Regions from separate parts of the Homo sapiens genome. Here region 2 is linked to region 1. The links are chromatin contacts, found by Hi-C or POLR2A ChIA-PET in ENCODE. All regions are on one chromosome and are shown on one strand. Each heading gives the region's core, a stretch centred on a gene start or an enhancer-like site at or near the end of the contact. The rest is flanking DNA. Distances are from core to core; before and after follow the strand shown.

Region 1 (3,434 bases), core at 935-3,434:
AGAGTTTGATGTTTCTGTACTTGTTTAAAAGAAGTGACTATCCCCAGATGGGGGTCAGGGGACACCCACCCTTTATTTTCCCTAACAGTTGGAGTAGAAAATACTTTTGAGTACATTCCAAATTATAGTGTAGTCAGTCTGATTTTCACAGCGTGTTTTCAAAAGTGTTAATACTAAGACTGCTTTGGCCAAATGATTAATATACTGCCAAGGGGTTCCTGGGTAAATTTCTATGCATTTCAGTTTCTTTTTAGGGAAGTAGGAACAATATCTATCTTACAAGATTAGTTCTGAGAACAATGTGGTACATAAGGCGCTGGAATTCTTTCAAAAATTTATACCCTGACATTTCCAAGAGCCATGGTCACCCTTACAAAGGAGAGTTAGGCATGCATTTGTAGACAAGCAATATGACTTTTAAGCTAGAAAAGACCTTAAGTAACATTCAATCTAATCTTATTATAAAAGTTAAGTATACCACAAAAAAGTTAACTGACCTCTCCAACTAATGTGCAGTCAAGTAAAGATAGAACCTGGAATTGAGATGTCCCATTGCAGTCACTGTTTCACCTTGCCTCAATCATTGTAGATTTGCATATCATAAACCTGCAGAGACAATGGTGTCTATCCCTGGGAAGTTTTCATTGTAACATGTGATCATTATTACCCTGGAGGGTCTATCTGATTTTAATTTTTTTCCCTTCATACTTGGTCTCTCTCTATCGAGTCAGATTTCTTTCATTCTAATATTAGGGGAGGGGTGGAGATACGAAGAGAGGGGAAGGATTGGTTAGTACAAGGCCAGTCAAGGTAAAGATGATTGCAATAATCACCAGAAATCTCTGCAGAACTACAGAGGCCTCCTGGGACTAATTCTGAAGAGCTCTGACCGAAGTTTGCTTTATTTTGCCTGTACCAATTCTACCAAGTAGATGAATTCAGTCCATGGCTTGCAGGCTTGGAGGTGGAGGTGGAGTGGAGAGCATAAATTATATTTCTGCAGGTGAAACCAGAGCATAGTGAGCCGAAACCCCTTTCTACCCAGGTGGCGTGAATGGGTCCAACTGCTACTGTCCCCCAGGACAAGAGAGCAAGGAGGGGCGGGCAGGATGGGACTACCTTGAGCCTCCCGCAGGATGCCTGGCAACTACTTTCTTAGTGGTCCTTAAGGTCCAATCGCGGTTAAGGCACTAACTAAACTCATTCTTCAGCCTCCTTCTCTAAGTTCTCCTCGAATTTGGGTGCCCAGAAGTAGGCTCACGATCCTTTTTCTGCGGGAGCACAATGTAGGTCAGATAGCATAAACGAATAGCTACTTATGAACACAATAGCTACTCTGCTATTGCAAGGTATCCACAACCACCACTACAAACATTAACACCTTGCTTTACTTGGGAAACAAAAAAAATCATGGTCCTATTCAGCAGTTTCCCCATACAGGGAGCGTTTGCCCCTCCCCCAGTCAACAGGGCTGTTCATCCCTAGGAAGTGATTTGAGAGTTCTCCAAGGATTTAGGCTTTTCACTCCTCCAAAGCTTTCACAACTTCTACCTGGCGGGGGTGCGTGGGGGGGTGGGGGCGAAGCTAAAAGTTCCTTTGCTGCAAAGAGCCTGGTATAGGCAGAAACACCGGCGCGGCCTGCAGCCCCCTAACCACAGTGCGTCCTTCCCCTTAGAAGTCTGGGGAAAGCAAATCCCTACGCCCAGCCATCATTTCCACTCTTGCGTTTTCAAAAGATCAAAAAACGGAAAGGACCGGCAGGTTGGCAAACCCCAAAGAGGGACCGCCCATCAGGTCGGCGTCCTTGGGATCTCAGCAGCCGACGACCCCAATTCAAATCGATCGTGGGAAACCCCAGGGAAAGAAGGCTCACTTGCAGAGGGACAGGATTACAGGGTGCAGGCTGCAGGGAAGTACCGGGGGGAGGGGGCCTGGTCGGAAGGACTTTCCAGCCACTCGGCGCTCATCAAAAAGTTCCCTGTCCGTGACCCTAGTGGCTCATCGCAGGGAGTTTCTCCGATGAACCCCAGCTCAGGGTTTAGGCTTCTTTTTCCCCCTAGCAGAGGACGAAGCCAGTTCTCTTTTTCTGGTCTGACTGGCTTGGAAATTCCCCGAGCCTGACCCCGCCCCAGAGAAATCCCCAGCCAGCGTTTATAGGGCGCCGCGGCGGCGCTGCAGAGCCCACAGCAGTCCGTGCCGCCGTCCCGCCCGCCAGCGCCCCAGCGAGGAAGCAGCGCGCAGCCCGCGGCCCAGCGCACCCGCAGCAGCGCCCGCAGCTCGTCCGCGCCATGTTCCAGGCGGCCGAGCGCCCCCAGGAGTGGGCCATGGAGGGCCCCCGCGACGGGCTGAAGAAGGAGCGGCTACTGGACGACCGCCACGACAGCGGCCTGGACTCCATGAAAGACGAGGAGTACGAGCAGATGGTCAAGGAGCTGCAGGAGATCCGCCTCGAGCCGCAGGAGGTGCCGCGCGGCTCGGAGCCCTGGAAGCAGCAGCTCACCGAGGACGGGGACTCGTAAGTGGCGGAGGCCCGGGGCTGGGGGTCGTCGGGAGGGCGGGACGCGCGCGGCCTGGGGGTGGGAGGCGCCGGGCCTGGAGCCCGAGCCGGGGGACCAGCGATGCAGCCGGGCGGGCGCCGCGGCACCCCGGGGCTCCTGCACCGCCCCGAACGCTGCAGGGCTGCAGGGCCGCGCGGGGCACCGGCCCAACTCGGAGGGGCGGCGGCTGGGCCCTGGTGGATGGCAGCGTCGCCACACGCCCCCTCCCCCCAGACCCGTCCTCTAGGCCGGGGGCGGGGCGGCAGCGGGGACGCGAAGTCCCCGGTTGCATAAGGCGGGGCGGGAGTTTCTGGCCGCTGGCGGGCGCCGAGCAGCCGGGAGGGGAAGTACAGGGCGTTCCGAGCTGGCGGGAGGGCGGGGCGGTCTGGCCGGCGCCCGCCGGGGCCGCGGGGGGAGGGGGGCGGAAAGTCCCTGGGCGCCTGCCAGGAACACTCAGCTCATAATAACCTCGCGGAAAACACCGCGGCCTCGGCCTCCAGAAACCCCGGCCTTGCGCAATCCCCCGCAGCCCGCGCCTCCCTGGGCCCCACGCGGTGCACTCACCACCCCTGGGGTTTTTCCCTCTCTTCCCCACAGGTTCCTGCACTTGGCCATCATCCATGAAGAAAAGGCACTGACCATGGAAGTGATCCGCCAGGTGAAGGGAGACCTGGCCTTCCTCAACTTCCAGAACAACCTGCAGCAGGTGCGCCGCTTGCCTGGCCCGGGTTCTCTCTGACCCTGGGACGTAGCTGATGTAGCAGAGTCACCCCAGATCCTTTCTGAATTCAGGGCCACTGAGCACTATTTACCCTCACCTTTTACTTCACATCAGCCCACATCCTAGAGAGTGAAGGAAATTCCACTGATTTGGTGAGGTCTTTATGACCCACCTGG
Region 2 (3,578 bases), core at 844-3,343, 2.7 Mb before region 1:
TTTAATAAAGGTAATTTACTAAAAGTTGTTGATGGTTAAACATCAACAACTTATTTATTAAAGTCAAGAACAAGATTTTTTTAAAGCTTTAATCTACACTATTCAGGAAGTGCCGATCAATCCAATTATCTAAGAGAAAAAAATAAAGGTTTTAGAGGAAAAGAGTTAGCAAAATTATCTACAGATGATACAATTGTATGCTTGTGAATCTTTAAAATCCTAGGGAATCAGAAAAAAAAAAGAAACCACAAAATAATTCACTCATCTAACTGCTACAAAATTTGTATACTAAAACTCCAGTAGCTTTCCTATATAAAAACTATAACCAATTCAAAAATAGTATAAGGAAAGATCCTATATACCAATACCAACACTCACGTGCACACAAATACATACATACAACCAAGTAACAAACAAGAAGTGGTGGGGAAAACAACATCACAATTTTCTTAGGGACGTGAAAAATATAAATAAATGGATATATATATATACATATATATATATACACCTTATTATTTGTTAAGAATACTCAATAGTAAATATTTCCATTTCCCATAAATTAATCTAAATATTTAGTGAAATATCATTTAGAATAACAACTTTTTGTAAAGAGACCAACTATTTTTACAGTTTAACTGAAAAAAAAGTAAATATGTGATGATAATACCCAGAACATTCTGAAAATGAATAGAAATGTGTATAGAGGCAGGTAGGAGAGTGTAGAGAAGCCAAGGTGTCCAGACTGTGGAATGGTTACAAAGAGTTCAAAAATACATATAAGCAGATATGAGAATTAGTACAGTAGTCCTCCCTTATCTAAGGGGGATACGTTCCAAGACCTCAGTAGATGCCTGAAACCTTGGATAGCACTAAACCTTATAAATACAGTACTATGTTTTTTCGCACATATCTATGATAAAGTTTAATTTTTGAATTAGGCAAGTAAGAGATTAACAACAACAACAATAATAATAAAGAACAATTATACAATATACCAGCATCACTACTCTTGCACTTTGGGGCCATTACGAAGAAACGTAAGGGTTACTTGAATAGAAACACCGTGATACTTGTGGAGTCTTAATTGAGGAGAGGGAGTCAAGTTGGTGGAACTGAGGGAAAGCAAAAAGAGAAAGCAGATAAGCTCTAAGTCTGCCTTTCTTCTTGGTCCAGGATATGTAGCCCTCCTGTGCAAATAACACAATCTTCCTGTACCCAGCTATCACCAGATCCTCAGCTGACTAAAATTTAAAAAAAGTTAGTTAGGATACTGCAATTTTGGCATTATTAGAACTGCACAAAGCCCTCCTCAGCACACAGCATAAGCACCATCCTATAAAATTCCCAGGAAGCCTTTGTCTCTTTGCAGTTAGCTCCTCTCTTGCTAACCTGTCTGTAACCACTCTTGCAACATATTTCCATACTTTCTCTATTAAATCTGCCTTTCTTTACCTACAGCTGTCTTGTAAATTATTCTTACCGCCACACCACTGGCCTCAAATAGTTGCTGATCACCCATGACAACACTGATGCAGACAAACCCCCAAATTGGTGCTCAATCCAGAGGGTTCTTGGCTTCATTCAGGAAATAATTCAAGAGACAGCAGTGAAAGAAAGCAAGTTTATTAAAGATTACAACAACAGTGTACAGCAAAATGGCTGTCCATAGACAGAGCGGGGCTCTCCCATAGGCAGAATTGCCCAGAGTAGCAGTGTACAGCAAAGTGGCTGCTCTATAGGCAGAGCAGGCCAGAGCAGTAGCAGCAGTCCCAAAAAGGAGGAGGAGGAGAAGGAGGAGCAGCATCAGCGTACAGCAACAGTAGCAGTGCAGAGTAGCAGTTCCTGTAGATTGGTAGCTAGCTATGTTTATACCCACTCTTAGCTGTATACTAATTAAGGAGTGAATTATTCAGAATTTTCTAGAAAATGGGTGAGGGAGTTCCAAAACCATATAAAATAACTGCTGGGTTGTTGTCATGGCATTTGTAAACTGTCATGGTGCTGGTGGGAGTGTCTTTATGCTAATGAGCAGTGAGAGCAACTAGAGATCACTTTTGTCACCATGTGGTGGTTTCCACCGGTTTCTTCACTGCATCCTGTTTTGATCATCAGGCTCGTGATTGGTGCTGGGAAAATAAGTCCCGTTCATCTCCTACCTGAATACTGCTGCAGTCAATCTGATAACCAAGAGGGCCACTGAGTGACTAAAGGGCAGGTAGACAGCCTGGATACGCTGGACAAAGGGAGGATTCTTGTCCAGTGTGGACAATGCAAGGCAGTGTGAGATTTTATCACACTATTCAGAACAGCATGCAACTAAAACATTATTTCCAGAAATTTCTATTTAATATTATCAAACCATGATTGACCTTGGGTAACTGAAAATGCAGAAAGCGAAACTACAGATAAGGGAGTATGGCCATATAAGCAAATGATGGAGAAAGGAAAGATATTTCAATACATTTTGATGAGACAACCAGTTAGCAATTTAAACTAAAAGTATAGCTGAATTATTCCCTCACTCTTTATACCAAAATAAATTCCAGCTGATTAATTTTGAAAGAAAAAAATGAAGCCATAACTGTAATAAAGAATATATCCCAATTTTTCAAAATTCTGAAGTTAAAGAACTTTTTTAAAATCAAAACTATAAAATCCACAACCCATAAATATATGTCGATAAATTAGTTCCTATGAAGATTTAAAACTTTTCTGTTGTTAGAACCAAATAGTATAAACAAGGACAAAAGTTTTTTAAAAAGTGGGGGAGAGAATATTTGCAATATATTGAAAGATAAAATACTATTTTCCTTAAAATATAAAACTCTCAGGCTAGGAGAAGTGGCTCATGCCTATAATCCCAACACTTCAGAAGGCTGAGGTTGGAGGATCACTTGAAGCCAGGAGTTCACGATCAGCCCTAACAACAAAGTGAGACCCCCATCTCTACAAAAAACAAAAATGACACAAAGCTTTATGTAGAAATTATATATGTGTATACGTTTTATATATATGCACATATATAAAACTTCTAGAAATCAATAAGAAAAATACCCCAAATCTTTTAGAAATATAATAGGCATTTCACAGAAAAATAAACACATATGGCTTATAAGCAGATGGAAGGATGCCCAATTCTTCTCATAAATAAATGCAAATTAAGGCAAAATAAAGATAGTATTTTTTAGCTGCCAAATTGGCAATAGTTTGATAGTATACAGCCTTGGCAAGTTCGTGAGGAAACAGGAATTATCACACACAGACAGTGAATGTACACATTATCACAACTTCTTTGGAAGGGAATTTGACAGTAACCATAAAAACTAAAAATGTGGATATCCTCCAACACAGAAATTTGATTTTGAGGAATGTATCCCATCGATACTCACATGAGTGCAACTGCAATGTACAAAAATGTTTTAAAGCATAGTTATATACATAAACAAACATTGGGAGCAACCTAAGTATAATCATAATTAGACTGTTAAGTGCATGAGACTCTATTTTCTGGGTGGTTTCACCACTTACTAGTTTTGAAACCCTGAACAAGCTTCCTCAGCACTCTTGCCCCAGGTTCC

What was found. Hi-C counts contacts between places; a loop is a spot of excess contacts on that map. ChIA-PET counts read pairs that join two places held with the same protein, here RNA polymerase II (POLR2A). Pooled maps may share reads with other maps.
Region 2: a map of naive thymus-derived CD4-positive, alpha-beta T cell shows a loop between it and region 1 (8-fold over the local background). The contact joins the enhancer-like site here to the promoter of NFKBIA in region 1. A Hi-C loop is called at or near these places in 1 of 168 maps with a recorded cell type or tissue (naive thymus-derived CD4-positive, alpha-beta T cell) and 3 of 50 pooled maps. POLR2A ChIA-PET finds 5 or more read pairs at or near these places in 1 of 52 experiments (T-cell).

What each region holds. Positions count from the first base shown.
Region 1 is chr14:35,403,499-35,406,932 of GRCh38, reverse strand. It overlaps NFKBIA (NFKB inhibitor alpha), which reads left to right and starts at 2,184. Exons shown (of 6, transcript NM_020529.3): 1 at 2,184-2,515; 2 at 3,135-3,243. The coding sequence starts at 2,289. RefSeq lists enhancers at 1,723-2,122, 1,327-2,198, 3,303-3,352, 3,383-3,434 and silencers at 2,193-2,362, 2,513-3,102.
Region 2 is chr14:38,063,771-38,067,348 of GRCh38, reverse strand. No RefSeq gene overlaps it. Among named protein-coding and RNA genes, the nearest start is that of SSTR1, 140 kb to the left of the region's middle. Within about 2 kb of position 2,093, at least 5 of the 41 ENCODE cell types and tissues checked have a DNase peak (open chromatin) inside an H3K27ac peak, as active enhancers do.